Regions from separate parts of the Homo sapiens genome. Here region 1 is linked to region 2. A link is a loop called in an ENCODE intact Hi-C map of the cell type or tissue named here. Cell type or tissue: ovary. All regions are shown on one strand. Each heading gives the region's core, and the rest is flanking DNA. Links, peaks and the distances in the headings are about the cores only.

Region 1 (16,405 bases), core at 5,486-13,485, 330 kb after region 2:
TGGGGTCTTGCACCCAGTAGCAGTGGCTGCTAGTTCCACCCTAAAGTCTCAATTTTAGTCAAAGAGCTCCTAATTCCCCAACTCCAGCCTGCCTCCAACCCTAAATAACAGAGTTTCACCTCTTAAGCCTTGTTTCCAAGCTCCAATTTTGGTAACTGCCCAGGAAATCTGGCTGCTCCTGGGCCTGGGACTCTTGCCAATTTCCCCACTTGGCCCTAAATTGTCCTTCTCCCATCTCTAGTTTGATGCTTGGAATCTACTAGCCCCTGCAAGACTGTGTACATGCCCAGAGTGAACTAGTTATCTAAGGGCCTGGAGATTGCCACACCTGCTGGAAACTGCTTGCCAGCTCTAAATGTAACCTAAACTCCCACGAGGCAAGAGCCAGAGCCAGAAACCAGGCACTCAGCAGAATTCTATTCCCTCCACCTGGGCCCCAACATGGACTTCGGGCTCCTGTTCCAGCATCCGACACACCACAGGCTTTAGCTTACTTTGGCTCAGAGTTGACATTTCTGGTTTTAACCCTATTACATGACTGTCTGTAAGTTTTGTATTTCTAATCTTCACTTCTAACTCCTCACTTCTCTAATAAAGATGACAGCTTGCTCCAAGTTTGACATGGTTAGGACAGAGCAGGTACCTGCTACCCTTCCAACTAGCCACCTCACATCCTTATCAGCCATCCCTCTTAGCTTCTATCTAGCCATTGTCCACTGCCCACCTAACGGTTATTCTCTCTTCCTGGCTTACAGAACCCTGCTCCTTTCATCTCTCGGAGGCCCTTCCCCAGCCCTGACAGAAGAATCACAGACTTGTCATGGTAATCTCTTCTTTTGGCCAGTGATGGATATACGAGTGAACATGTGACTTATTTATGGCTAATGAAATATAAGAAGTCTTCTGACGGGGGCTTTCTGTTCCAACGTTCTAAAAAGTTGCCAGGAAAAGACTTTTGTATATTATGTGCCTTGAATGCAGAGGTGCTATCTGGAGCTACAGCAACCATCTTGAGATCAAGAGGCAACAACTGAGAATATAGAAGCCAATATTCTAATGACAGTGAAAGAGAATGATCAACAGCACCTGAGTTCTTGACAGCATCATTAGGCCACTACTCTGGCTCTTACCTGTTCATCCCCAGGTTTCCTGTTATGTGAGTCAAATAAATTCCTATTTGTGTGGGCCAGTATGAAACAATTTTCTGTTACAGGCAACCACACGCTGTCCCCTAATAGAACAGATACCTGAACTGCATAACTTTCTAGGAAGACTGTATTATGTTTTGGTGCCTGAAGCTGGGCCAGTCAATATCCCTCCATTTCCTACTCATTTCTTCTCCTTCAACCTCTCTCCTCTCTAGTTCTCTTTATACCAAAGGTAATAAGGTAGCATCCTGCACTTAGCTCACACATGTTTTCTTTTATATACACACTATTTGTAAGGCACATGTGCACAAAGTGACATCAGCGAAAATCGTGGAATAGGGAATTCCAAGGGCCTGTTCCTGTACAGAAACAGCTAATAAATGGACAAAAACTGTCAAAATCAACTTAATCTGAACTCTGGAACTGGTCACAGGTTTACAGCGGCCAGGTGAACACATAAGAAAAAGGCAGCTGAATTTCAGTAGGGGAGATTTATGGCATTTTAACCTACCCTGGCCCCAGGATCCTCCTATCCAGTTCGATTGTGGTCTTGAAGACAGCAACCCACTTTCTTGGTGATGGTTCCTAGTGCTGGAAGGAGAGCAGATCTTGCTTTCCAATAATTGTGTTTCTTTTAACCTGTCTGGTGGCTCTGAAGGACTGATAGAAAAGGCAATATGTTCTGAATTATTTTTGCTAATTCAGAACTTTCCCTGGGTGGTGAAGTGACTACCCAATAAACATTTGTCACTCATTAAAAACACATGACTTAGTTGCTGACACCTGGGGCAAAGAAATACAAATTGGGGCAAACAACAGATAGCAAAAAAACCTAAAAGGAAAGGCTAGGGAGTTACATACTTTTCCATATAAGGACTTTGAAAAGTTCCCATGTAATCCTGGGATTCTAGAAGCCCATATACATGCTAAAGGTAGGGCATATGCTCAGAATAGACCTGAGATGGCACTGAGCTCTCACTTCTGCCTGACTTTCAGGCTCTGCACAAGCAGGAAGTGAAGGCTAAGGCAGAGTTGGGAATTGTATGGCTGAGGGTTGAAGGCATAACCTAATACACACAGCACACTGGCTCTCTGATTCTTTTTTCTGTTTTTGTTCCAGATGTTTGAGGGAATCTTTGTCAAATTGCTAAGCTAACCAAACATAAGCTTCCATGGACATACATGACAAAGAAGGCAGAACTTAACAAAATTAGTTTCTAAAAGTCACTAAACAAAGAAACAGCAACCACAATAAGCAGGTGCAACAAGTCCTGAGAATCAGAAAGAATCTGACTACCCGAGTTATCACATTACAATATTCAAAACCCAGTTTCAAAAAAAAAATTACAAGGCATGCAAGAAAGTATGACCCACGCACAGGAAAAAAAGAAAAGATATGAATAGAAACTGTCTCTGAGGAAGCTATTGAACTTACTAGGCAAAGATTTTAAATTGACTATTTTAAATATGTTGAAATGCTTTAAGAAAAAAATATACAAGCAACTAAAGGAAATCATGAGAATGATGTCTCACAAAATAGAGAATATCAATAAACACGCAGAAATTATAAAAAGAAACCATAAAGAAATTCTGGAGTTGAAAAGTACCATAAGCAAACTTCAGTGTTCAATAGCAGATTTAAAGAGACAGAAGAAAGAATCAGCAAACTTGAAGATAGGTCAATCGAGATTACCCAATCTGAAGAACAAAAATTAAAACATGAAGAAAAATAAACAGAACCAAAGAGGCCTGTGGAACACCATCAAGCACACCAACGTGATGTTCCACAAAGAGAGGAGAGAGAAAAAGGGCAAAAGAATATTTGAAGCAATAATGGCCAAGCATGAATCTACACATTCAACAAACTCAACAAACTCCAAGCATGATAAATTCACACAAGTCCAAAACAAGATACATTATAATGTAACTGTCGAAATACAAAAAGAGAATCCTGGAAGCAGCAAGAGAAAACAGCCTTGTCACAAGGTATACACAGTAAGATTAACAGTTAATTTCTCATCAGAAGCCACGGAGGCCAGAAGGCAATAGGATGACATGCAAAGTGCTGAAAGAAAACAAACTGTCCATTAAGAATTTTATATTCAGCAAACTATCCTTCAAAATTGAAGAAGAAATTAAGGCATTCCAAGATAGACAAAAACTCAAGAGGGTTTGTCACTAGTAAACCTGCCCTACAAAAAATCCTTCAGGTTGAAATGAAAAAATACTAGACAATAATTCAATATGCACGAAGAAATAAAGAACACTGTTAAGTACATATTATAAGTACACTACATAAGTACATATAAAAGTCAGTATTAAAGTATATTTGACTATTAACTCCTTTTTTCTGTAAGATTTAAAACATAACCACATAAAAGTTACAAATCTATGTCAATGGGAACACATCGTATAAAGATGTAACTTAATAAAGCACATATGCAGAGGAGAACTGTAAATCTGCAGCAGAATGAGAGATTGCATTCCCAAAGCATTGAATGGTGGATGGTCCCCTGGAGAATACTTCTCTTTTTGCTGTATCCTCTCCACATCACTTCTCTATTATCTTCATGGCCTTTACAGGTATGTGAGTTTGCAACTCCCTTGTTCAAAACTGCTGCCAGATTAGCACACTTCTGCTTAGAAGCCTCAGATGGCTCTCCACTTCCAGCAAAAAAAAATTCAAGCTTTATGGCCTGGCATCAAAGACCTGGAAGATGTGTTTCTTTTCCATCTTTTTGTCCTCATCTCTAATAATTCCATGTGATATATTCTATCTTCAAGGTAAATTGAACCACTGACTGTTCCTATTTCCATTCTTCCCATGCCATATCCCACCTGGCTTAAGCTTTTCTGAAGCTTTTCCGGCTCTGGATGGAATGATCTTCCCCTGCCCTGAAAGTGCACAGTCCATCCATCCCTATCCCTAGTCCTTATGCCCTTTATCCATCCCCTACCCAGAAGCCATCTCTCCGTCTTCTGGACTCCTGTACCACTTTAGCTGAACTTCTGTGATTGTACGTATTACTGTCTATTTTGTATTTACCTATGGTGGACATTTCTTATCTCTCCTTTTTAAACTATTATAGAGCCATCTCTACAGTTTGGAAAGGTCACCTGATTGGGAATCTAAGGAACTGTGCTACAGGCAGCCTTGGGGAGACTATTATGTTTTCTATGTTTTAGTTTCATCATGAATGAAATGGAACCAACATCTGCTTCATGAGATTCTTATGAGGATGTAATGATGTCATTTGTAATCTGTAAAGCACTGTGCACATGTGAAATAACATTTTAGCCTTGGGGTCAGAGTCCATGTTTTAGTCAACTTTGTATGTCTAACAAATTACTCAAGACATAGTAGGCGAGGTGCTCAATACACTTTTGTAAAATGAATGAACATGCTAACTCCTTGGTGAGATGAAGCTGAATCATTTAAACCAATCTACACGCATTTTCATTAATAATCTTACAGTCCTACCTACAGTCTCTCCCAGAGGTAAATAATGAAAGAACTTTTTAATAACTGCAATTAAATGACCCACCTTGAGTTTTAACACAATCAATGGCTTATTTTATTACTAACATGACTTTTTTGATATCCCTGAGGTAAAAATTCTCTGTACTCAGGGCTATTTTTTCACAATTCACACAATTTGACAACCAAATTGTCAAAAGTAAGAGAAAAAGAGGTGACTCCATTTAGTAAAGCAAAACAATACCCTGCTTTTATTTTTAAAATATTTTTAATATAAAAGGATTGTTTGAGTGAGTAAAACTGATAATTTTATAGTAAAATAAATCAATGCTCACCATGGTTTCACTCAGCTACAAATGTCAGGCAACCTAAAGAGAGAAATGAGTTCTCAGGTTTTTTTTCTAGGAAAACAATTGTTGCTTTCCTGAAGACATTTTTCAGTACCAAAATATTCAACCGGAACATGGGAACTCTCCAAGACAGTGTTAAGGGTTGGAGGAAGAAAATGACTGCCATCCTCATATCTACTTGCAATGGGGTGTCCCTTTTTCAGAGATTTATATTCCAGAATACCAACAAATACAAATTCACCAAATTGAATAATAATTTTGTTTTTTTAAGAAACAATTATTAGATTGCTTTTAAAAAGATTAGAAATTCGGATTGGGTAGAAGAACACTGGGAGTAGATGCAATTAAATAAGTAACATTAAAGAAAAGTAAACATAATTTATTTTCAGAATTTTACACCTACACTACATAAACTATGATTTACGTATAAAAAATTAAGTAAGTAAAAGCAAAAGTACAGAACTGTGGGTCAACTATAATTACAATTATTATAAGATACAGTGACGTATGAAGAAAAGAACATGGATTATGGAATTAAAGATGAGTTTCTCATCCTTTTGAAATGTTCTTTCATGGTATTACCTTTATAATAACTAAAACTCAAAGAAGAAAAAGAGCCGAGAGTATCTTTTTGCTAAAATCAGAAAAAATCAAAACAATATTTCATCATATGTGAAAATTATATGGAATCCAAATTTTGGCATGCACAGAGCTTTACTGGAACACAGCCACGCTCATGCGATTTCCATAATGTCCCTGGCTGCTTTTGTGCCACGGCAGCAGAGCTGAGTAGTGGTGACAGAGACCATATGGCCCCACAGTCGAAAGCATACACTATCTAGCCCTCTGTGGAAAAAGTTTGCCAACTCCTGATCTAAAGTTCAGTGCCCAGGAAGGTACACAATGTTTCTGTCTACATTTGTGGCTGAACAAGTCTAAAAATTGAGTGGAAATATTTAGTACTTAAGCATAAAAATGATTTCATCTTCTATTTTGGTGTTTTTCACACTGAGTTCTGCGGAGTCCTACGGGTCAGGGTGACGTCTCTGTGTGAACTGTGTGGCCAAGGTTCTGAGATTCTTCTCCCTCCTCCCAAAAAGAGTCATTCTGCTTTTATCCTTGCAGATTGGGATACCACCTGCAATTTTATTTTAAAAACATTTTTCTTTTTCTTTTTCTTTTTCTTTTTTTTTTTTTTTTGAGATGGAGTCTCGCTCTGTCTCTCAGGGTGGAGTACGGTGGCGCGATCTTGGCTCGCTGCAACCTCTGCCTCCTGGGTTCAAGCAATTCTCTGCCTCAGTCTCCCGAGTAGCTGGGATTACAGGCACCTGCCACCATGCTTGGCTGATTTTTGTATTTTTTAGTAGAGATGGGGTTTCGCCATCTTGGCTAGGCTGGTCTTGAACTCCTGACCTTGTGATCCACCCGCCTTGGCCTCCCAAAGTGCTGGGATCACAGGCGTGAGCCACCACACCCGGCCTGAATAACATTTTTATTTCAAAAAAAAAAAAAAAGAATTTAAAACTCACTGTGACCTATTTTATCTATGAGAGATGACTGCAGTGTCAAGCAAGTTTCAAAGGCCATATATGAAAAGGAACCATTATGAACCTAAAACCACACAAAACCGGACTGAAAACCAATCAGCCCTATTTGCTGAGCACTATGTCGTGAAATGAAACATAGGCAGCCAACATGGTGTATGAGGACTTCAGTTTTCTCACAGAGCACTTTCCTCCACCACAGCTTAACCCCATGTGCACACGGCCCTGCTGTATACTTTATTAAATATATAAAATTACAGAGCAATTTGATTCACATTCCTGTATTATTGCCACACATCCATTTTCCTGGGGTTAGCGAAATCAAAAACTAAAGAAACTACAAACAGGGTGGCAGAGTACCTATAATTTATTTTTATAACTAATGAGCCATTAACAGGTACTTGAGGAGGTAATTAAAGGGAAATTGATAGGAGCTGACTGTGAGGCTTGAAGTTTTCATGTTTGCTTTTTTAGTAAAGCAATAGTCTTCTATACTCCATTCAAAGCATCTGAAAAATGAGTTTAGCCACGTCGTATGGAACTAGTAAACTGATATAGACTAGGTTCCATCTAAAAAAGCAGATCTAAGACATTCCTACAAAGACTGAGTTTTGCTGAATGCCTGGGGCAGCCAGTAAGAAGACTGGTCTCTTCAACACTCAAATCTGGAAAGGTGGTAAGAGCTACTAGGGAAATGAGGAATTACCTGTGTGATATTTTAATGAATATATGTGGCAATGAGCATGAAAGGATCAAGTGGCTTCATTATCCATCTAACTTTTCTTACAGGGATTATATGAGGAAATTCATTACTTAAGCCACACACTGGCAAGGACACAGCCCTTGCTGAAAGTAAGGCTGGTATTAATAATTCCACAGTCAAGTTTTTTTTTCCCATATAAATGACTCTTTCAAATTGTATGACTCTATGGGAAAATTAAATTCCCACCATAAGCATTTACCTTACCCACTATTTTCCAATATCTTGATTATGCAAAGCCAACTTAGTATTTGATTTCATCATTCATCCAATAAGAAATTCCTAAAATAAGAGTTGCTCTGTATAATCATCTGGCATGTATTTTGGAATGCCTTAATAAGCTGTGTATTTTTTTCTGTCTCTATTTTCTCAACTTCTTACCTATTCTAAAAAGTTGTTTTAAATGTTCAAAAATAGTGAGCAAGGCAACTTACAAATGAACCTCATTTTAAAATAAGAAGCAGGCTGAGCACAAGAGATGGAGGAAGAAATCGCACGCTACCAAGGGTTCTGATGATTTCATAATACTACGGCGTGGCACAGTGGCTCAAGCCTGTAATCCCAGAACTTTGGGAGGCCGAGGAGGGAGCATCTTTTGAGGTCAGGAATATAAGACCAGCCTGGGTAACAGTGCAAGTTCCTGTCTCTCTAAAAATAAAAAATAGTAATAATAATTAGCCTGGTATGGTGGCATGCACCTACAGTACTAGCCTGGTGTGGTGGCATGCACCTATAGTACTAGCTACCCAGGAAGCTAAGTCTCCAGTAAGCTATGATCACACCCCATACTCAAGCCTGAGCCACACAGCTAGAACCTGTCTATAAATAAATAAATAAATAAATAAATAAATAAATAAATAAATACTACGATGAAAACTGAACCGGGCGTGGTGACACACGCCTGTAATCCCAGCACGGGAGGTCGGGGCGGGCAGATCACTTGAGCCCAAGAATTTGAGACCAGCCTGGGCAACATGGTGAAACCCTATCTCTACTAAAAATACAAAAATTAGCCGGATGTAGTGGTGTGCACCTGTAATCCCAGCTACTCAGGAGGCTGAGGTGGGAGGATTGCTTGAGCCCAGGAGGCGGAGATTGCAGCGAGCTGAGATCCCGCCACAGCACTCCAGCCTGGGCAACAGAGTGAGACCCTGTCTCAAAAAAAATAACAGAATACAATGAGTGAAACTCTCTCCCGCAGATCCACAGTGTGCAGTGTCTCTAAGAACACACTAACCACATCACTGAACTTTTTTTGTAGTCAGACAAAAAGATTAAGACCAAGTCTCAAGCCACTGAAGAGGGGCTCTGGCAAGTCTGAAATATGCATATGAGCTAAGCTTCAGAGTATGAGAATTATGAGAATTTCCATCAAATCTGTTTCTTGTGTTATAATTATCCTACAAGGATTTCTAGGAGACCGAGGGGAAAGCATGGCAATTTTATGCAGTCAAAATACAGCAAATAACCACTGCCACACACTCACCCCACACACTTACACACAAACACAAACGTGCAGAAAACCTCTGGTTGCCATTAAGTGTGTCAGGAAAGCATCACCAGTTTATCTGCAGTGATGAAGGGGCTACGTCAGATGGCTTCTGCCATTCTTCGCTTGCCCCCTGGTGGCCAACCACCTAAAGAAGGGCTCAGAAATTACCGAGAGAATTCCTCCTTCAGAGAACAGGAATTGACTGTTACATGGACAAAGAAAAGACATTTGTAACAGAACACAGAATTGTACAAATGGGTTAAGAATCATTATTTTAAATAATCCATCCACTCTCAAAAATTCAGCTTTTCAGACACATTGTCTATTTGTAACAATAAGGTATTAGAACGTTCCAATCTAAATACAAAAGACTTGATTCCAAAAGTTACATTATCAATTTTGTTTTCACAACAAAGCGGAGAAAAACTACATGCTTACATTTTTTGGCATCCCTTTTCCCCTAGTTCTTGCCCCCACAACCAACACACACACACACACGCGCACACACACACAGAGTCCATGAAAAACAAAGAAATCCTTGCACGCTGAGTGTTCACAGACCACAGGCCTTTGTGTTACTCGAAGGCAACATTTTACAAAAGGAAGAACAAACAAAACCCTTAGAGCGTTGGCCAAAACTCGCTACAGACTCAGTATCAACAATATTTGTAAATCCGAAAGTTTATCATTTCATAATTGATGTTTAAAAGTTAAATGGATTCTTTACTCATGCAATCTGCACAACATTAGGTGCCACATCACCATATGTAACTTATGGGAACCAAAACAACTCACATATATTTCAAATTCTTTCCATTATTAATTAATAGAAATTATCAGAATGTCCGAAAAAGAACATGAAATGCAAAGTCAAGAGGACACAGTTCGCGTTCTGGCCTCATTCACTCACTCTATTACTTTGCCCTGTAGACTTGCACACAGTCACAGTAACTTTCTCAACTGCAAAATTAGGGACTCGCATGGAGAAATCCCCTCAGGTTTCCTGTAGTACTAATGCTGGTTGTTCTAAAAGGAACAGCGGATGAGCCACAACTTTCCATTTCCCTCGTTCATGGTGCCCTCAAGTGGTTCAGAGTAAAAATAAACTTTTGTTGTGTGTGTGTTTTAATTCTTGCCTATATGCAGGAGAACGTTAAAGTCAGTGGCACCCAAACTTTTCGGATCAGTGTGATGGTTAATTTTATTGCCAACTTGGCTAGGTCACGGTACCCACATATTTGATCTGACACCTAGATGTCTAGATGTCTCTGTGACTCTTTCAGATGACATTAACACTTAGCCAGTAGACTGTGAATAAAGCAAATTACCTTCCATGATATGGGTGACCCTCGTCCAATCAAAGGCCTTAAGAGAAAAAGACTGACTTCCTCCAAGGAAGAGGGAACTCTGCTAGCCAACTGCCTTTGGATTGGATCTGCAGCACCCACTCTTCCCTGGGTCTCCAACCTGGCCTGCTCTCTGTGTGTGTGTGTGTGTGTGTGCATGTGTACCTGTGTGTGTGTGTGTGCGCGCGCGCGTGCACGTGTACCTGTGTGTGTGTACACACATCTTACTGCATCTTATTGGTTCTCTTTCTCTGGCTAGCACAATCAGTGATTCTCAAATGCTTACCAGAAACTGCTCATATATACCTCTCTCCAAAGTGAAGACTTCTGCAAGAAATGAGACTCACTGGTGATGAGTGTGTAACCACGTGGAGGAGGTGGAGGCAGAACAAAGGCTTGAGAGCCACTTGTATATAACTAAACAAGGCACACTCTCCTCAACAGTCAGTCTCCACCCATCCACAATGGGTGCCCCAAGTGGGGGCTGCAGAGAGAGGCCAAAACCCCTGGAATGGGAAGCACAGTTTTGAGCAAGAGCATTACTGTGCTGCTTTAAGGACATGGGGACTCACACACTGGCGAGGCTGTGGCAAAACTCTCACAAAGTAATCGGCCATTTGTGATAAGCAACTTGATTTGCTCATATCTTTGATGTAGTAGCTTCATTTTTATGTAAATAACAGATTTATCAACAAAGATTTATATAGATATGTTCATCTCGATGTAATTTATAATAAATCTCAAAACTATCTAAAAGTAATGAAATAATAAATCAAGACACACCCATAAAAGTATTGTTTATGGTCATTAAAAATATTTGAAATATTTTATGTATTTATTTATTTAACAAATTTCATTTATTTAAATATTTCAATATATGTATTGAATTATTTAAGTATTTCAATATATGTATTGAATTATTTAAGTATTTCAATATATGTATTGAATTATTTAAGTTTTTCAATATATGTATTGAATTATTTAAGTATTTCAATATATGTATTGAATTATTTAAATATTTCAATAAATTAAATAATAAAAATAATAAATACTAAAAATCTAGTCAATATATTTATTGAAATATTTAAAGAGAAAAAAGGAGATAAATTTAACATATTTTTACCGTAAAAATTATCACTAAATACAAAAGCGGTGATTTTCTGTTTTAATTTTAATTTTCTGTATTTTTCTAACTAATCCACAATGAATATGTGCTATCTCAGAACTCAAGGTAAAATTTTCCTAAAAAAGTGAGTGCCACTGGAACAGACACCCACATCTGCACACCCACGTCCACAGCAGCATCATAGCCAAAAAGTGGAAACAACTCAAGGCTCCATCCACAGATGAACAGATAAACAAAATTTGGTATACACACACGATGGAGTATTTATTATTCAGCCTTGAAAAGGAATGAAATTTTAATATGTGCTACAACATGCGTGGAGGCCAGGTGCGGTGGCTCACATGTGTAATCCCAGCACTTTGGGAGGCTGAGGCAGGGGGATCACTTGAGGCCAGGAGTTCGAGACCAGCCTGGCCAACATGGTGAAACCTCATCTCCACCAAAAATACAAAAATTAGCCAGGCGTGGTGGTGCACGTCTGTAATCCCAGCTACGTGGGAGGCTGAGGCAGGAAAATTACTTGAACCCGAGAGGCAGAAGTTGCAGTGAGTCAAGATTGTGCCACTGCACTTCAGCCTGAGTGACAGAGAGAGACTCTATCTCAAAGAAAAAAAAAAAAGCACGGACTCTGAAAATAGCATGCTGAGTGAGATAAGCCAGATACAGAAGGACAAATACTGTATGATTCCACTTATAGGAAGTACCTAGAATAGGAAACTCCATAAGGCAGCAAGTAGAATAAAGGGTGCCAGGGGATGGGAGTTCTTATTTAATAGGTATAGATATTGGTGATGGTTACATGACATTGTGAATGTATTTAATGTTACTGAATTGTACACTTATGAATGATTTAAATGATCTATATGAAGGGTTATGTATATTTTTCCACAATTAAAAATAAAGGGAATGGCCTGGGATGCTCTTCCCCACTCCCCGAGAAAGCTCCAAGGATTCCCCCATTTCTGCTCCCAGAAGTCTTTCCTCCTGCTACTAATCTTCACTCACCAGCATAGATGTCAGTCTATGTGTTTATCCCCACTCTTGTACAGTGCTACGTGTATGAGTCCTAAGAAGCAGGGATGTGCTCTAATTAATCCTGTATAAGCAGCACACAGTACAATACTGGCACACAGTAGGAACTCAAAACACCGTCTTCCTGGAATTATTATATAAAAGACAGAAAAGACAATCCATTCCAAGGTGTACCAAACCTGTATAGTCAAATTAGAAGCAAATATTCCAGATGAATCTTAGTGTCCCTAAGTGAAGTTTTGTAGTTCCACTGAGCCAACTAGGAGATTTCCAATATCAGAGTGTCTAATAGTATCCCTGCTTTTTCACCTTCATGAGGCTGTCACGAGAAGTCACTGACCCTGCCACGAAATGGGAGACGGTGACTGCGATGGACACTGCTGATGCTCACTAATACCAGGTCACCCCTTCCCAGGACATGGAAGACTGCACTTCCCAGATCCCTTCCCATTGTATGGGGCCATGTGATGGGGTCTGGATAATGGCTGAGGCATCAAAAAGCCCCTGAGTCCCCTCACATTGTTCACATTCATAGAAAGTAGAGTCGTGCCCTAAGATTGCAGCAGCCTGGAGCATAGACTTTGCAGAAGAAGAAATGAGGCTTAATGTGTTAAGCCACTGAGACGTTATTTCAGCATAAAACAGCCTATGCTGCTAACGTAGTGACACTCCTTATGTTTATTTTTAGTGGTCCTCAGACCACTGTTGCTGCTGAAACCCGCTACACCACAACCATACCCATTGACTTGCAGAAGAGGATCTGCGGTGCAACCTCAGAGGATAAAGCAATCTCCACAAGCCAGGAGAAGGAGAGTCCAAACAACAAATACCAAAGTCAATGACTCTCACAATGGGCAAAGGATTTGAACAGACATTTCTCCAAAGGCTATGATAAACAGCCAAAAAGCACATGAAAAGACGTTCAACATCATTAGTCACCAGGAGATCGCAAATCAAAACTGCAGTGGATACCACTTTCCACCCACTAGGATGGCTCAGATAAAAAAAAAAATGGCAGTAACAAGTGTTGGTGAGGATGGAGAGGAATCAGAACCCTTACACAATGCTGGTGAGATTGTAAAATGGTACAGCCATGTGAGAACAGCCTGGAAGTCCTTCAGAAGGTTAAACATGGAGTTACCATACGACCCAGCAATTCCACTCCTAGGTGTATACCCAAGAGAAATGAAAACATATGTCACACAAAGACTTGTAGGGAATGTTTGTAGCTGCATTACTCTTAATAGCCAAAAACTGGAAACAAGTCAACCCAGATCTTTCCCCTCACAGATCCCACAGGAGGTCTACAGGGAGGTGTGACTAGCTCTGCATCCCTGGAGTCACACAGTAGGCTGGTGGCAGAGCCAATTCTAGTGTTCTTTCTATTGTAATAATTTGCCTCCAGTAACAATGTGAGGAACAATAAGAGGAAGAGATTGAAAACAGACAGACATTAATTAATTAACATATTTAAAAACTATTACTGGACATTAATTAATTAATTAATTAAAAATCTATTGGTTTGGCCAGGCACGGTGGCTCACGCCTGTAATCCCAGCACTTTGGGAGGCCGAGGCAGGTGGATCACGAGGTCAGGAGATCAAGACCATCCTGGCTAACATGGTGAAACCCCGTCTCTACTAAAAATACAAAAAAATTAGCCGGGTGTGGTGGTGGGCGCCTGTAGTCCCAGCTACTCGGGAAGCTGAGGCAGGAGAATGGCATGAACCTTGAGGCGGAGCTTGCAGTGCACTGAGATTGCGCCACTGCACTCCAGCCTGGGCAACAGAGCCAGACTCCGTCTCAAAAAAAAAAAAAAATCTATTGGTTGCCAGACACTATGATGAAGTCTTAGGACATTATTATCTTATTATCTTCTTTGCCTATTCTCAGATGAAAAAGCTGAAGTTCAAAAAAAAAAAAAATAGGTAACTTGCCTGAGGGTCACGTAATTGTTAAGAAGAGGAGCTAGAATTCAATCTCACCTATGCTCTCCTTCAAGACACTATGTTTCCTCTCCACGACACTGTATTGCATCAAACTCTAAAGATCTTCTGCTCTGTGCATCCTTCCTATCCACCCCAGCCCCAACATCGGAAATTCTTGGCTCATCCACAGGTTCCCCAGAGCACCTGGCCCACATCTCACTGCTTCAGTAACCTTGGATCACAAAGATTACCTGTCTCTTCCACTGTAAACTTGAAGTTTCTTGAGGTAGGAATCTCAGTTCCTAGCACAGTACCTGACACAGAGTAAGTGCTAAATATTGCTTCTTGAATGAATAAATGGAATGAATGAATGCGTCACACTGAAATTCAAGGCAAGCAGCTAATGTTCAAGAGACTTTGTGTTCTCTTTGCCTAATATGACTATCATTGTAAGACCAAAAGAACATGGAATAGGCACGGATCTTCATGACTATTCTGAGCGACAACTGGGGAATATATAGAATGTAGAGCCAACAGCCTTCCTTCCCTTATATAAATGCACAGAACCTGCGTGTTCCATGCCACTGACTCACACGAGCCAAGACGGCAGCCTGGGAGCCATTCCAACTCCGCACCTCTCCCACCTCCACTCCACCTCCTGCTTGTGCAGACTGTAGGAATTGTGTTAACCTCTCACAACAAAGATTGCCAGGTTGCCAGCAGATCCGGGCTGCTCTGGCTGGGGAAAATAAGCCACAAACAAGGTAGTCACAGGTTGATCAACTGCCTAACAGGCTGCACGGTGCAAAACTTCAGAGATCCAAAACGGTCTGTGTGAAGCATGGGAATATTTAGAAACCCATTAATTCAAAACACATTGATTACTACAATATTTTGGGACCATGCCAGGCTGTGACAGAGAAACAAAAGGAAGATCAATGAATGCTTTACTGCTGATGGAATGCTCCTCTCCTGGGAAGCAAGTAACACTGCTGTAGCCATTCTATAGATGGAGAAGCTGAGGCTTGAAGAGATCCAATGGCTTGCCAGAAGAGGCTGGCTCTAAGGAGGAGAAATACACTCATGCCTGGATTTTGTGACAACACCTTCTCACATTCTTTTTTTTTTTTTTTTTTTTGAGACGGAGTCTCACTCTGTCGCCCAGGCTGGAGTGCAGTGGCGGGATCTCGGCTCACTGCAAGCTCCGCCTCCCGGGTTCACGCCATTCTCCTGCCTCAGCCTCCCAAGTAGCTGGGACTACAGGCGCCTGCCACCACGCCCGGCTAATTTTTGTATTTTTAGTAGAGACGGGGTTTCACCGTTTTTAGCCGGGATGGTCTCGATCTCCTGACCTCGTGATCCGCCCGCCTCGGCCTCCCAAAGTGCTGGGATTACAGGCGTGAGCCACCGCGCCCGGCCCTTCTCACATTCTTTCTACCTGCTTTGGTGAAACTCTGGTATGCTTGGAATGAAAAAAAAAAAAAACTCCTGCAGAAATATAAAAGCCTGTATCATTTTCATCAGCCCCGATCCCGCCTTGCCAACGCTATTTCTCTGTTGCGACCACTTGAAACCATTTCTTCTGACATACCACTGTTTGCATTTGGATTTTTTCAGAATGTCTCCTCTCTAACCTGAAGGTCTTAAAGGGTGGGATATAGAGAAGAGATTAAGGAATGTTTGATCTTTTATGTGGGGAAATATCCAGGCTATGAACTTACCTGGGGAAATAACTTTTTAAGAGTAATTCAAAAACCCCCACCAGTTTCATCATTACCAAGCAGAGTTAGACATTCTTTGATGATGCCAGACCTAAGCGTTCTGCTAAGTAACCACGAAGGGAATCCTGACAGGTCACACCATAATCATGGGGCAGGTTGCAAAGCACAAACGCTCCTACAAAATCAGGAAGAGTCTGGACTTGACTTCTTGCAAGCGGTTATTAGGCAATAAAAAAAGAACTGTCACTGAATTTAGAAAGACGATTAAGAACTGAGTGTATCAATGTTCAAACTCACTGAACCATGTCCATTTCACAGGGGAAATTTCAGGTAGACCATCGCCATGGATAATCCATATTTGGTAACAAATTAGCAAAATATTCTTAATAGCTGACTAATACTCCTATTGGAGATTGAAAAACATCAGCATGCTGTAACAGGTTTTGACGGAATCTGTAGTGTTTGGTCTGCAGAGGTGAA
Region 2 (16,405 bases), core at 4,027-12,026:
AGGGATGGGTCCAAGTTTGGCCTAAAGAGGTAGCCTGGCCATGATCTGCCACAGCCACTGTGCTGCGCTGTGGGGAGTTGTTCCTGAGTCCAAACCACCCAGTTTCCCTGGCACCAGCAGGGGAAATGGCAGACTGGGGCTACAGTGATGGTGGCAACCCCTCCCCCTGTGAACTCAGTAGTCTTAGGCAGTGTCTCCAGCCGAGTGGCCACTGAGAATCTGCACAGCTCTGTGCTTGGGACCCAAGGCCCTGGTGGCGTGGGTTCACAAGGGGATCTCCTGACCTGTAGGTTGTACAGATCCAGGGAAAACAAGTGGTTTCCCGCGCAGGGTAGCTCAATCACGAGGTGAGATTCTTTCAGCCCATTTCAGAGATTAAAAAACGGAGCTTCAGAAGGTTGTAGTTAGAGACAGAGTCTCACAAGGCCAAGGCCCAGGTTCCCACCTCCTGTCCACGTTTCTTCTGTATGAGCGCCTTCAGGGCCTGGGCTGCAAGATGACTTGCTGATAGTTCTCTCTTATGCTTTGATATTTTCATGGTCCTGTGCTAATTTCTCATGATTAAAATTCTTGTTATGTCACTTTCATAAAAGTTCAGTCAACTCTAGCAGGTTCTTCTACAGACCCCACCAGCATGAGAGTGCCTGAGGAGCCAACGTAGCTCGGTGGCCCCGTTCAGTTGGTGTTTAGGACTCGATCCTTAGCAATGCCTTCTCCCTCCTGCAGTTCAGTGCCGCAGGAGGTGTGCTCACTGCGGCCCACTGGAGATGCAATACGGCACACTGCTCAAAAGCCCTACCCCAAGTTGAATGGCCCACACTCACACCTCACCGCCCTCCCCAAGTCCCTGTGAGCAAGCCATTTAACACTTAACTTCTCACCGTTTCCATCTGCTTTCCTATTTAAGAAGAGGGTAATTATAGTGCCAACCTCACAGCGATGGTGTGAGGATTAAGCAAATAATGTTGGCAATGCACCTTGCATCCTATTTGGTATAGACTTAGTATTTGGTACCTGTTAGCTGTAACGATGAAGACGATGCTTGGAGAGGCCTTGATCTGTTGGCCAAAGGTGCTGCTTCTGAAGTTGGATTCCTAGCTCTACCACTTACCAACTACAAGACCTTGGGATATTGACTCAACCACTCCAACTCTCCGTTCAGTGGCAATAATAATGACACACAGCTTTTAAGATTATTTTGGGCTAGGCATGGTAGCTCACACCTGTAATCCCAGCATTTTGGGGAGGCTGAGGCAGGAGGATTGCTTGAGGCCAGGAGTGTGAGATCAGCCTGGGCAACATAGTGAGACCTCCATCTGTACAAAGAAAAAAAAAAGGATTATTTTGTACTATTTTTTACACAACACCTTTTCTCTCCTCCAACCTCCTTCTCCCTTCGTAAACACGTGCCACTTTTGTGGACATCTGACCCGGTGCACCTAGCAGGCCAAGACGTTATGTGGGGTGATGGTTCATAGCAGATCTGGCCAGGTCCTCTAATGGCCAGGCTCTCTTCTCATATGCCACACTGCTGTTTCCCTCTACCTTTGGGGTAGAATAAAGAACACGCTTGGTGTAAGTGGGACTCCTGTTTCTCAATACTCCAGAACAAGATCTCATCACAAACTTTCCAGTTGTTGATGGTATTTCCATTTGGGGAGACTGCCTAGTTTCTGGCCCACAGGTTCACAACATATAGATTTCTGTGCCTAGTGATGGCTGTGCTTCTTCCCAAAGGTGATAAAATGCCCCCACTCTGCGGTGGTAGCCCCAGACGAAGAGCTTTTCTGCCATAGAATCTGCCATGACATCAACTCATAGTGGTGTAGAAGAGAAGAGAGCAGGGAAGGTATGCTCTCTCCATTAATGAAAACAATGGCTGCCTTTCATTCAGTGATTATTATGTGATTCAGTTACATGAATTATCTGTCTAATCATCCCTCTAAGAGGGAAAAAATCATGTGATTTATGGCCCTGTACTGATTTTTAAGGGGAGCGGATCTTGGCTTGCTGAAGCAGGGAGATGTGTATGGGCTTGCTGGTTGGGAAACTGGGACTGGAAATGAGCTGAGGCCTCTACCAGAGAAGAGAGAGAAACCGAGAGTTCCGGGCGGCGGAGGAGAGGAGATGGACCTGGAGGTGAGGGAGTGAGGACACAAGGTGGGGCACTGGGCAAGGAGGGAGAGCGGGGTCAGGTCCTGGGAGCCAAGAGGAGAGACGGGGATACTACATCGAGTGGGGTCTTCCTGTCAGTGCTGAGCCCAGCGCCTTGTTAGGAATCTCACTGATGCTTTTGTGTGAGTCAATTATTTCCAGTCAGTAAATAGAAGTGAAAATTTCGGCTTCAAAGCTGTTGCAGAGTGAAAACAAGAGACAGTAAGCAGGGTTAGCAGATGCATGAATTCCATCTCCCACATTTTAAGATAAAGAAACTGGGAGTCCCCAAGGTGGCCATTGGGTCATTGAAGTTTGGTGCGGGCTTCCACTGACTTTCAGGCTTGTATATTTACACACTTTGCTAAATCGTGCAACGTCTCTGAACATGGGCCATCAAACTCAAGTACACAGACCTTATTTAGAAGTAATATCGTAAGATACTTTTGGGGTACAAATTAGACGTAGATTAGTTCCAATCCTGGTTCTGACACATACTGGCAGGGTACATTTGGAGAGTTTACTTCACCTGTCTGAGTCTCGGTTTTCCCTTAGGTAAAACATCTGCTTCAGAAGGTCAATGGGAGGATACCATGAGGTCATTCTGGAACCCTCACAGCACAGTGCTCACAGAGAGTAGATGTTTCCATTCTTACAAGGCTGTCATTGGTTATTGTTACATATGTTGCAGGTGATAGTATCTTGTCTATTTCACTAGCCTGGCATGGGATTAAAGCACCAAGATCTCATCTCTCCTTCTGTCATTGATTGGTTGGTTCACTGATGCCCCCACTTATTTCAAAAAAAAACTATACTACTAAAAATACAAAAATTAGCCAGGCGTGGTGGCGGGCACCTGTAATCCCAGCTACTTGGGAGGCTGAGGCAGGAAAATCACTTGAACCTGGGAGGCAGAGGTTGCAGTGAGCCGAGATCGCACCACTGCTCTCCAGCCTCGGTGACAGAGTGAGATTCCGTCTCGGAAAAAAAAAAAAAAAAAAGGATTTGGGACCTCTTCTAAGAGCTTGCTTTTTCACTATTTAGTAAAGCTGTGGCATCGGATCGTGCCTCTTCCGGCCTCATTTCTTCTCATTTCTAACTCAGTTAGCATTTCTCTAGAGTCTGAGACCCTCTCATCTCTTTCCTTCAGAGTTGTGGGAATTACGATCTGCAGTGTTCCCAGATGTGACCCACCAGGTGTCCCCCCGGGATGGATCTCCCACCCACCTCCTCACTCACTGTGGATCTGACCTGGCACTTCCACACTCAGCCTGTGGTGACGTGTTTCATTCTTCTCTTATGCCCAGGGCTGCATTGTAAAGCCCTTATGCACTAGAATCATGCCCTCCTATTCTCCGTACCTAACCTGTGCCTGGAAAACAACAGATACTCCAGAAATGGGTGGGTGTTTTAACCAGAATATCTCTAAGACCCTTTCAACTTGGACTCTGTAATTTGAAAGTAAGATTCCCACAGTGACCCTGCCAACACCTAAATGGAAAGACTATTTTCTCTTTCCTCAGACACTTTCAGACACTTCAAATTTAGCCACTTGGCTCTTTTGGGAGAATAGTAAACCCCAGAGCAAAATTCTGGGCACCAGCTACAAGTAGGCAAAAAATTTATTTCACAAAAACATTGCCCTTAGACCTTCTTGGTCGTCGAATTCAACCTTCTGCCTCAAGTAATTGTACCTGAACTACCTTAGAAAGATTGGAAAATGGAAACTTGCACCATTTATAATAGGTCAGGAATGAAGGGGGCAGAATTTAATACATCGTTTGTGTTTGGTTTTATGTTCAGATTGTTTCCAATATTGTGTTGAACATCCACATTCATGAATCCCACCTTTGATTTCTTTCTTTTGTTAGACTTCTTGAAGTGGAGTTACTGGGTCCAAGGCTCCAATGAACACTTTTAAAACCCTCGATAGGCCGGGCGCGGTGGTCCATGCCTGTAATCCCAGCACTTTGGGAGGCTGAGGGGGGTGGATCATTTGAGGTCAGGAGTTCGAGACAGCCTGGCCAACATGGTGGAACCCCGTCTCTACTAAAAATACAAAAAAATTAGCTGGGCATGGTGACGGGCGCCTGTAGACCCAGCCACTCAGGAGGCTGAGGCAGAGAATTGCTTGAACCCTGGTGGCGGAGGTTGTAGTTGGCGCTACTGCACTCCAGCCTGGGAGACAGAGAGAGACTTCATCTCAATTAAAACACACAAACAAACAAACAAAAAACACTGGATAAATATCGTTCTGTTGCTCCTCCCACAGACGGTGAACGAATGTACATTTCCTCTCGCTGGTATGCACGCCACTCAGGAACTATTTATTTTTGTACATCACAATTTAAAAAGCCAAGAAAAGTGAGATTGCATTACTTTCCACTTTCATCATTTTGACTACATCAAACCCTTTAAAGTCATATTACTTTTTATAAGCCTTCTGTGGGCCTTAAACTGAAATGGAGAAGATGCAGAAAAAAACCCACATTAGTCATTACAAATTGGAACCCAGCCACCGTTCACTGCGCCCACTGCTCACTCCGGTCCAGGCCGCCTTATGTCCTCCCAAGTCACCCTGCTTCCATCCTGACCTGCTCAGTTCATCCCCTATGGCTGCCAGCATTACCCTTCAGACCGCATGGGAGGGGCTGGAGCTGTTTTCTGCCAAAGTCACCTCAACCTGAAGTCACTGGGGGAGAGGAGCGTAGCTGGGTGCTGGGGGATGATGGAGGCTTGACTGCTAGCTAGAGGGTGGAGGCTCTTCAGGAGGCAGGTGTTGGCTGAATTTCTCTCCTGCGTGGAAGACTGAGGGTGAGAAATAAGATTTCCCCTTCAAACACCTCCCATCCTGAGAAGTCCCTAGAGGCACCTTTCTATAAGGAAGACCCGCCTGCATTTTCCATTATGCCTCGAGTAAAATCTAAATCCTCCCAACAATGCGCCACATCACTGGGCTCTACCTTTTTCTGCGACACCAGCTCCCCCATTGCCCACACTTCTTCCTTCCCACCCTCTCGCCCTGGATGCTCTTTGTTACACCGGGTTTCCCATGGCTGTGTCCTCGTCATTATTTCCGCCACCACTCAAGCGTCATCTCACCACCCCCTCCAAACCCTCCCGGCCGCCTAGCCAATGCTGCACCTCCCTCGCACACTCTCCACTTACTTCCAGTGCTGACTGCACCTCACTTCCTGAGACTGTCCTGTCTTTCAGCTTACATGTTCATGATCTGTCTTCTCCCGCCCGCGAGCAAGATTCCTGAGGACAGGGATTCTGTCCGTCTTCTTCTCTGCTCTATCTCAGCATCTCGAATCGTGCCGGATACACTGGGGTTTAAAAAAAAAAATCAATGTGTTTGTAACTAACAAATTATGTGAACACACAAGTTTTTAAATAACTAACTATATCAATATGTCTATTTATTCTATCAAGGCAAGAAGTGGAGCTAAACTACAGCCATGGTCTTGGAATAGTTTCTTCTTTAAATGGCTTAGACAAAGCTGTGACAAATGTATGTCAACTGTGATGTGTCTGGCTCGTGACACCGCTTAATTATTTGAATTTGTTTTCTCATGGTGGCAGATCATATTTTCCAAGAAAGCTGCCGTAACAAATCCCATTCTACTTGTTCTTCTTATATTGTGACATTGACATTCCCCCATCAAGTGGTGTCCCCTCTTTTTGAACCTGAGTGGACCTTTGTGACAGCTTTGACCAACAGATGCAGGAGAAGTGATGCTATGTAACTTCTGGATCTGGGTCACAATCAATGCCAAGCCTGTTCTCTTTGCTCTCTTGGGGTGCTCATGCCTGGAGCATGGTCACCATGCTGTAAGGATGCCAGGTGGCCATATGGAGAGGCCACAGGTGGATGCAGCTGCTGACAACCCAGCTAAGGTCTCAGCCAGCAGCCAGCATCAACTGCCTGCAGATCCTTCCAGCCCTCTGGTGTCAGGTTACCCCAGCCTCTGAGCTGCCCTTGCTGGTGCTGCGTCCAGCAGAGAGGAGCTTTCCCTTCCATGCTCCATCCAGACTGCATATTTGTGAGCTGAATACATGACTATTGTTTAAGCCACTTGAGGTTTGAGGTTGTCAGTTACACCAAAACAGATAACTGATCCACCCCCTCACTTCAATGTAAGGGGTATACAGTCCAAATAGACACGCCTAAAAGAACCTGCCTGTTTCAGAGAACACTTCTACTGGGAAGGGATTTTGTGACTAAAAGGAACAGATGTAGGTGATGATTATCGGTGGTTGCTAAAACCATTACATGCAGGTTGATAGGAACCTTGACAGTGGATAGATTAGGCTGACACCATCTAAACCCACCAATCCACTTTAACAGACACCACGAGCCACATGGCGTGACGCGAGAGCAAGTACATGGCACCACGTGCAGTGGATTCTTGCCTAAGACACATGGAACCTGAATCTAAGACCTGTAGATCAAACTAGGAGTCTGCAAGAAATACAGGAGACTAAGGAACATGCTAATGGCACCACGAGGATACAATCAGCCTAATCCAGAATATGGGATGTTTTCAGACAGATGACCCAGTTCCCTCCATAAATAAATAGACAAGAATTAATAAAATGGAGGCGAACCATTATCAGTTAAAAGACACTCAAGAAACATAAATAAAATGCATGGGTTTTGTTTGAATGCTGATTCTTTTTTTTTTTTTCCTTCTTTTCTTTTTTGAGACAGAGTCTCACTCTGTCACTCAGGCTGGAGTGCAGTGGTGCAATCTCGGCTCACCACAACCTTCAACTCCCTGGCTCAAGTGATTCTCCTGCCTCAGCCTCCTGAGCAGCTAGTACTACAGGTGCACACCACCACACACAGCTAATTTTTGTATTTCTTGTAGAGACAGGGTTTCACCATGTTGCCCAGTATGGTCTCAAACTCCTGGGCTCCAGAGATCTGCCAGCCTTGGCCTCCCAAAGTGCTGGGATTACAGGCGTGAGCCACCTTTCCCGGCCTGAATGCTGATTCAAATAAACGAATTTCACAGAGGCATTTTAAAGATAATTATGGAAAACTCAATATGGACTGGGTATTGAATGATATTAAATAGTTATATTCATTTTGTTGGGTGTGATAACAAGAGTATGTTTTTTTAAAAGTACCTCAGTACTAGAGACAGGCACAGAAGTATTTATGACTTCAGATGGGATGTCTGGTATTTGCTTTAAAAATATTCCAGTGTGGGGAGGAAGACACAGGAAACCAGGGCGGAGCACTGTCCCGTGTTATCACACTGTTTTGTGCATTCGAATATTTTCATCATAGATAATTTTTAAACTAAATGTAAGCTCTTCGTGAGAGGTAAACGTAGGTAGTCATCACTTTTAACACAAAGTCGCTTGTGAGATTTGCCACCGGTGATTGGCCTTGGAGAAAGGGGCAAAGTCAGGCAGCTAAGGCCCAGTACTCAGAAGCCTCAACTGCGGCCTAGAGCCTTCATCTATAGTGGCTCTCAACTGGTGCCCTCCACAGCCAGGACCCTGCCCAGGAGCTGTGAGCTCAGAGGAGGAGGGCAAGGTGGCCAGAAACGTGATGACGGCAGAGAGAGGAGCCAGGGACAGGCAAAGGAAGCAAGTGACAGAAATCCCAGGCCTGCTGCTCCAGGCAGAGAGAGGGCTGCTGGCTCCTGCAAAAAGAAGCAGGGGTGAGGCAGGAGCCAGGAGAGCAGAACTCACCCTCCCCTGCTGCCCTCCCCGCGGCCCTGGCTGTAGCCCCAGCGTCTCTTCCTGGGGCCATGTCTTCACATGGGGACATTTCTTCCCAGCTCGGCCACCGAGAGGAATGGATTCCTCCAGCATGAAGAATCCTCCCGCCCAGCCTGGATCCTGGAGCCACGGTCACTGTGGCAGGAATGCGGCTCCTCGCTGGCCTGGCTAGGGCTGGATGCCACACTTTGCCCTCTCCCCAGAGCCAGAGAGGTTGGGTCACAGACGCTCCTGAATGGGCCATGCAGGGCGCAGGAGGAATTTCGCCTTTGGAGGAACAAAGGGGTGTTCAAAGTTAAACGTCCACTGCAGTGACCATTACAAATTGTGGTTTAAAAAAATCATAAACTCAACCAAAAGAGGAACTAAGAGAAGGAGGGAAAGAAAGGGCTGGGGTCAAGAATAATAAAATCCCAAATAAGAAGCACATATCCTAAAAGGGAAAATGAAACACAACAAGGGTTAGGAGGGTGGGGTGGGGGAATGAGGAAGCGGGGGGCACAGCACGAGACTCCCAGCCAGGACAGCCCAGGCAAGGCCCCGGCTCCAGGTTCAAGGCCCCGAGGCTCGCGTTTGCTGCAGCGCGTGGCCGCCTGCCCGCCGGCCCTGCCCGGGCTCTGCCTACATTCTCGGCATCTTCAGCACAGTCACAAGCAGCTGTCAGATTCCTGCGAATCCTGGGGGTGGCCTTCAAACCGGGAGAAGCAAACCCAGAATTCAAGGCTGGCCCAGCCTGGCGCCTCTCGGCGGACTACGGGGACGGCTGCGGGCGGTGGTGAAGACCGCAGCCGCCAGCAGAGGGCAGTGGCGGGCCAGCGTGGCCAGGCTCAGAGGGCTCGCTCCTTGCTGTCCGGAGCCCCGCGGGCAGTGTCTGCCTGTAACTTTCACCCCCGTGCAAAGCTTCCAGCTTCCTGTGCAAGGCAGATGCAACGTGGTGCTGCTTTTCTTTTCGTCAAGGGGATTTGAGACTTTTCCTCTGCAAATGGTCTGTAGATATCAAGTAAGAAATGGACTGTCCGGCCCCATCCCTCCCTAGAAGAGGATTTTTCAAAGTGCCATTTTTAAAAGTGGCCTTTTAAAAGGCCCATTTGATAGGATTGGCCTTTTCCGCGCCAGACATCGTGCGGAAGACATCGTGCCAAAGCTTTCCCTACCTGAAACCACTTAACTCTGAAAAAAGGTATGATTATCTCCATTTTTCAGAGGAGGAAACTGAGGATCAATAAAGTGGAATGAGTCGTGTGAGGTGGCTGGGATGGGATTTGAACTCTGGTTTGCTGGGCTCCAAAATTCCTTCCACTTAGGCCACATGGTTTTCACAGGTCCTCAGTTCCTGCCAGTTCTCATCCTACCTGTTCCTTCTGTTTTTAACTCAAAAATCTCCCCTATTCCCGTGGAGTCTACCGCTTGGACTGGGAAACTATCAGAAGGATGCAGCCCCCTTGAGTTGCTCTTTGATCCCTAAAGCAGATTATCTGTCAACAGCTTTTATGCAAAGAGCACCCAAGGAGGATTATAGACGTGAATCACTGAATGAGACCCAGTGTCTGCTCCCAGCACCATCTGTTGATATGCAGATCACCGGTGATCATTGATCAGGACAAACCAGCTGCGGCTGCTGTGAAGTTAACTCCTGAGACTTGAGAGGCTGCTCTCACTTCTCTATGGGCGCACCTGGCCCGAGGCCGTGAACTTGGGCAGGCCAGCATCATACCTACGTCACATATTCTAGCAATGACAAACAAAACTAACCAAGCTAGCAAAAATGAGCTTGCTTCCACTTGTTTCTTTCCCCCCAAAAAAGCGGGCGGGGGATGGTTGACTGATGGGTTCGTACTTGATTGAGCTGGTAACGTCCCTGATTAGTTCACACTCCTTAAGAGCTGGGTTCCATCATTCTCTATCAATTCCCGGCATTAAAAGTTGATCCACTAATATTCTGGTAACTAGTCTCTTCTGTTTGAAATCATCACTCATTGGCCATTCTAAGTTCTACTCCAGTTGAAAAGCTTGATCCCACTTTGGGAGGCCAAGGGGGGCGGATCACCTGAAGTCAGTAGTTTGAGACCAGCCTGGCCAACATGGTGAAAGCTGTCTCTACTAAAACTACAAAAATTAGCCGGGCATGGTGGTGGATGCCTGTAATCTCAACTACTCGGGAGACTGAGGCAGGAGAATAGCTTGAACCCAGGAGAAGGAGGTTGCAGTGAGCCGAGATCGCACCACTGCACTCCAGCCTGGGCACCAGAGTGAGACTCTGTCTCAAAAAATAAAGAAAGAAAAGCTATCCTAAATGTGCTTTTTTTTACTGAGTTAAATTTCCTATCCTTACCTCCCAACCCCTGCCCCAGGCACAGGTGGGGCAGCTGCGGGATGAGTGCAGTGTCTCTGCCCATGGCATGAGGAGAATTTCTGTCCTGGGTCAAGACACGGAAAGAGACATAAAAGGGGTACTCCCACCACCTGCAGGCGGAGCCTGGTTTTTGCCAAAGTAGCCACCTACTAGTGTGAGGAACGCAGCCAACCTGGTCACTGGGGAGAGGAGGGAGCACAGTGGGTGGGAAAAGGAAGCTTTATCACGAGCCAGAAGACGGAGGTGCTTCAGGATGGAGATGTTGGCTGACTTTCCTGTATGGAGGTAGACATGCCCCAAGTAAGAAGCTCCTCCCTCCAAATATCATCTACCATCTTTTGAGAAGCCTCTGTAAGAACTCAATAAAATGGGAGTGTGCCTCAAAAGAGATTTCATTTTCAATGCAGTAATTAATTATTGCTCTTTTCCAACTTTGCACAGCGGTGAAGATGAATTGGATTGTCAGGAAATTTCTTTGAGCTTTGTTAAAAATTAGCTTTCTAAAAGTAAAAAGTGTTTAAGTCAAAACTTCAGGGCTCACATTTTTGTCCTTATGCAGGAAAATTATTTTTGTTTCCTTTTCTGTATTCTGCTTGTTAAATAATTGCACCAAGCTGGCAGGCGCTGCAGAAACATAAAGCAATGCATTTATTTTTAAGTCCAATGACCTCAAAACAATGAGTGTGAATGTTCCTAATCAAAGATGTCTCCTCTTTTGGGGTTATTTTTGTTGCAGTCCCTACACTTCACACTATAATCAAAGCCCATTATCTCAGCCTTACAATATTTGTGTCTCAGAATCTAACGATGACTGTGTCTGGCACATACATCAGGAGTTGCTTTTAAAGATGTGCAAATTGTGAGCTTTGCTTTCACCTCAATCTTGCATATTTCATTGGAAACCACTTCTTTAACATCCAAAGTGTGTCTTTGAACACATTAAAAAAATAAAATGGATTTCCCAACAGAGGTTATCTGCAAGGCAAATTTCAATTTTTAAGTTAGTTACTTTGAGCAATGCATTGTTAATTCTTTCAAGTCTCTTGGGTATAAAGTAGTTATATGAAAGTTCACTAATCTAAGCAGGGTCTAAACTAATCTTTACACCTCCAAATGCTCAAGGAAAAGTACTAAGGGGAACCTACTAGTGGGAATATCTGACTTATTTAACATTTTCTGGCTGCTTGGCTCTGAATCGAATATATAAAGTTGCTTCTTGTAACCATGTCAATTTGAGATAGTATGTGTACGTTCAGTCTCTAAAATGTATCCATTATCTTGAGACCCCTGATTTCAGAACTTTGGGAGCCTCTCTTTCCACAGCTGGCTTCTTTCCAGAGGAAGAGGAAGCTTAACATTACCATCTCCTTTGTTGATATCCCTAGTCTGAGAATATTCCTCCTTAGAGGTATTTACAGTAAACTTTGATGCATAATAGTTGATTGCAAGAGATAAGAGAATGTCTGGCATTCCAGAGATCTGTGCGTCTCCATGTGGTTACTTTGCTGAGAGTCTCAGAATCAGGCCTGACTTACGAGTTCATTTGTATTAAAACGGCAAGCCCTGGTGAACTGATGAGGCTACACCGTGGCTGGAGGGGAGCAGGTGCTGGTGCGGGGGAGGGCGGACGCTGAGTCAGAGACCTGGTTGGGACTGGGGTTCTGCCCTCTTCCTAGCTGTGCGGCTCCAGCCTCCTCACTCAGCCACTTTGAATCTTAGTTCTTAAGCATCAGCAAAATGGAGGTAATATTCTCCATCTCCTAGAGTTATGTGGAAGACTGAGATGCAAATGTAAAGCATTTAGTTCCAGATACAAAGGAGTTGGCCAAGGACTGGGAACTATTATAATTAAACTGATCAGTAAGTGTCCAGAAAATCGATTTCTGCCTTTGGCCCTAGGTTATGAGCTTCACCCCTCCAGAGTCCCAGGTAAAGCGCTTCCTCAGTGGGCTCAGCCCCAAGACCTTCCACCTGGACTGACGTGTTCCTCTGAATGCATCCTGTCCTTGAGGGTGGAGGCTTCACAGAGTGCATGATAGCAAGTGTAACACCAGCAGCTTCCTTCTCCTGTGGGCTTCCTGAGTGCTGGGAATCGCGTGGAGTGCTGGTTCATTCTGGTTGCACAAGTGTTAGTAGATTGCAGTGGTGAAGAGCTGAGCCTCGGGATCCAGGCTGCCTGATTTAAATCCTGGCTCCAGTATACCTGGTGGTGTAAGACTTCAGGCAACTCACCTTCTCTGCCCCTCAGTTACTTTACCTGGAAAGCGGGGCTAACAATAGTACTTATCCCTTAGGGCCACGGTGAGGACGAAATGTGGAATTCCTTTCCTAGGCCTGCTGTAACGAAGTACCACAAGTTTGGGTGGCTTAGAGAAACAGAAATGTGTTGTCTTTTAGTTCCGGAGGTCAGAAGTCAGAAATTAAGGTGTGGATGGGGCGTGCTCCCTCTGAAAATTCCTTGGTTCTTTAGCTTCTCGTAGCCCCAGGTGTTGTCTGGTTTACAGAGCCATCTCTCCCTCTCCAAACATCATCTTCCCTGGGGGCAGGTCAGTCTCTCTGTCCACATTTCCCGTTTTTATAAGGACACCAGAAATGTGGGATTAGGGCCCACCCTAAGAACTTCATTTTAACTTGATGCCATCTGTAAAGACCCAATTTCCAAACAGGGTCACATGCTGAGGTACCTGGGGTGAGGATTTCAACACATGTTTTTGGGGAAACACAATTCAATCCATAAGAGATGCCCTTAGAACACTACCTACAATATAGCAAGCGTCACTTGTGCATGGACCATTTTTATCTTTAATGCTCGTTGCAATCTAGCCCGGAGAGTATCATGAATCCCATTTTAGAGAGAGAAAAAGTGAGGCTTTGAGAAGCTGAAGATTAGACTCAATTGCCACAGCTAGAAAGTGAGAAGACCCTGACCCAAACTCCTCTGTCATCTCTCCACTGTAGCCACCATCTCCCAGAGGCGAACAGGACGCCCACAGCCCAGGTCCCTGTGCTGTCACACGTTGTTATAACCCAGGCTTCCAGCGGGTGGCCCCAGAGGCCTGCCTGCAACTCTGGACTCGGCGCTCCATTGAATGCTGCCTCTGGGCAAAAACCTGTAGGTTAGAAAAGAACGATTTCCAAGATCCTTCTTAGTGTATGGTAAGCCTCACTTATATCCCCACGTTTTGACTAAATTGATGTGCCTCAAATGTAACCCCATGTCTCCCTTTTCTGCCAGCTGTTTTGATCTCTGGTAGACACAACCACTGTCGCCTGACGGAAACACACATAGGCCTCAGAGAAATAAAATGAATGCCTTAAAAATTAAAGATTACTATCACTTTCTAAAGGTGGTTATACACCGGAATTAAGAAAGCGTTCATGCAATTGAGGAATTCCTCATCAGCTGTAGAACCTGATTGTTCAGCGATATAACCAGCTATGCAGTTGTTTTTCTGCATATATGTTTGGACACGTGAATACAATGTTGTGTTTTTTTTTAAACCGAGAGCTTTCACCTTGAAATCAGCATATGTTTCATATTCCAGAGTCCAACTGTAACCATAAATCTGTTATTGTCATGGAAAGTGAAGTGTGAAGAGTGTGATATGAGAAGCCGGGAGGTCCAGGTTCAGGTCACCCTCGTTCCCTTTACTTCTTCACCCCACCCACTACTTATTGGAATTGTGGCCTTGAGCACACACTCAAGCCTTTTACCCCCAATATATACAAAGGGCAGGGAGTTATTCCTCACCTCTGAAATTGCAGGGAGGGTATTAGACTAGGAGGCCGCCTGAGGTCCCTTCCATTCCTGAGAATGTGTGATACCATCAAAGCTCACAAGTACTTGTTCAGGGGACTCTCAGCTTGTGTGGTCTCTGATGTTTAGTGCAAGATCCTTGCCCAAGTGATCGACATGATTTTCTCAAAAAATCCACGTCTTAGGATTTTCCCTGGCCCTTGCACTGGAGAGCCTCTGTTTGCCTGTCTGCCCTCCTCTGGTTTCTCCAGCCTGCCTTGAGCCTCAGCAGGTGACCTTGAGGGATGGCCTCTAGGACAGTGGCTGGAGAGGCAGGTCCACTTGCTATTCACCACTCGGGGAGCGGAGTGGGTGGGTGGTAATGGCACGCTGCTGCCATTCCTCCTGGGTTGCTTCTTCATGCCATTGGCTCCCCTCAGCCCAGCCCACACCTTTGTAAAACCCCTGAATTAAACTCTGTGCAGCCTGTTTATTGCCAGGGCCTTGAGTGAGTCCAGCTGTGACCATCTCGAATTGTGCTAGCCCCGCATCTAGCACATCAGTAAGAGCATCTCACCTTTCAAAGAAGGTGAACTCTGAGTGTGGGGAATAGCAAAATGCCACATTTTACTGGCATGAGGACTATCCTAATTCCTACTTCAATAGGAAGCCCTCTGTCTTGGCTCATTCCCCTCCAGTCATTCATTCCCTCCCTCCCTCTCTTCCTTCCTTTCTTCCTTCCTTCCTTCTTTCCTTCCTTCTTCCCTCCCTCCCTTTCCTTCCTTTCTTCCTTCTTTCCTTCTTTCAAAAGTAGAAATAACTTAGGCTTCAAAATAGGCTTCCAAAGTTGAAATAACTTACTCTCCCATTTAATAGATTATTGAAGTTGTCTTTGTAGAAAAAGCAAACTTTCACATATTCATTCAAGTACTCAGGAAGATCAGGGTGATGAGAGCATTATCCAACAATAGTCATGCATTTGAAGTTTCTTCCTTCCTTTCTTCTTTCCTTCCTTCCCCCCTTTTTTCCAGCACCCTATGAGCCTGCAAATATAAGTTGAACAAGAACACTGGAGGGCTGAACTGCTTTTGAGAAAACTTTGAAGTTTGGAGAGAAATTTTGGAGGGGGTTGCTGTGGAGCAGAAAATAGGGAAGCAATGAGACAGTGAGATGCGCAGGCTGGGTCCTTGAGAGTGGTGGCCAGGAAAAAACCATGCGGGGAGGGGGGCAGTTGTTGCTGGAAAGACTGGGGATACCTTGGATGCCTTTTTTCTTATTATTTCAATAGGTTTTGGGGAACAGGTGGGTTTGGTTACATAAGTAAGTTCTTTAGTGGTGATTTCTGAGATTTTGGTACACCCATCACCCAAGCAGTGTACACTGTACCCAATGTTTAGTCTTTTGTCCCTCACCCCCTCCCACCCTTTCCCCCAAGTCCCCAAAGTCCATTACATCTTTCTTATGCCTTTGCATCCTCATAGATTAGTTCCCTCTTATGAGTGAGAATATACAATGTTTGGTTTTCCATTTCTGAGTTACTTCACTTAGAATAATGGTCTCTAATTCTATCCAGGTTGCTGTGAATGCCATTATTTCATTCCTTTTCACGGCTGAGTAGTATTCCATGGTATATATATATACCACATTTTCTTTATCCACTCATTGATTAATGAGCATTTGGGCTGATTCCCTATTTTTGCAATTATGAATTGTGCTGCTATAAACATGTATATGCCAGTATCTTTTTCATATAATGACCTCTTTTCCTCTGGGTAGATACCCAGGAGTGGGATGGCTGGATTGAATGGTAGTTCTACTTTTAGTTCTTAAGGAACCTCCACACTTTTCCACAGTGGCTGTACTAGTTTACATTCCCACCAACAGTGTAAAAGTGTTCCATTTTCACCACTTCCATGCCAATATCTATTATTTTTTGATTATAGCCATTCTTGCAGGAGTAAGGTGGTATTGCATTGTAGTTTTGATTTCCATTTCCCCGATAATTAGTGTTGTTGAGCATTTTTTCATGTGTTTGCTGGTCATTTGTATATCTTCTTTTGAGAATTGTCTATTCATGTCCTTAGCCCAGTTTTTCATGGGATTTTTTTTTCTTGCTGATTTGTTTGAGTTCCTTGTAGATTCTGGTCATCAGTCCTTTGTTGGATGTATAGATTGAGAAGATTTTCTCCCAGTCTGTGGGTTGTCTGTTTACTCTGCCATTTCCTTTGCTGTGCAGAAGCTTTTTAGTTTAATTAAGTCCCATCTATTTATTTTTGTTTTTGTTGTGTTTGTTTTTGTGTTCTCTGTCATGAAGAGATGTTGAATGTCTAATGTTCAGTTGGAAGTTCTTTGCATTGCCCTCAATATTCCCCTCCTCTCCAGACTGAATCCCCAATAAAATTCACCCAACTCATGAATATTTC

Evidence for each region. A loop is a pair of places that touch in the nucleus more often than their neighbours do. Peaks named below come from ENCODE experiments on the same cell type or tissue, not always from the same donor. Only the 100,000 strongest peaks of a DNase experiment are listed, where the experiment ranks them.
Region 1: it touches region 2 in a loop (16-fold over the local background); 107 of 110 quality-filtered maps call a loop at or near these places.

Annotation. Positions count from the first base shown.
Region 1 is chr4:183,832,919-183,849,323 of GRCh38, reverse strand. It overlaps a transcript of STOX2 not described here. Among named protein-coding and RNA genes, the nearest start is that of STOX2, 64 kb to the left of the region's middle. In ovary, for the core only: CTCF peaks have their summits at 8,881 (motif pointing left) and 9,872 (motif pointing left); a DNase peak (open chromatin) is centred at 8,883.
Region 2 is chr4:184,160,886-184,177,290 of GRCh38, reverse strand. The region is part of intron 1 of ENPP6 (ectonucleotide pyrophosphatase/phosphodiesterase 6); the gene reads left to right. Among named protein-coding and RNA genes, the nearest start is that of ENPP6, 49 kb to the left of the region's middle. RefSeq lists enhancers at 6,046-6,547, 8,408-8,457, 8,598-8,647, 9,108-9,879. In ovary, for the core only: a CTCF peak has its summit at 8,676 (motif pointing right); a DNase peak (open chromatin) is centred at 8,700; H3K4me3 peaks cover 320 bases; H3K27ac peaks cover 2,376 bases.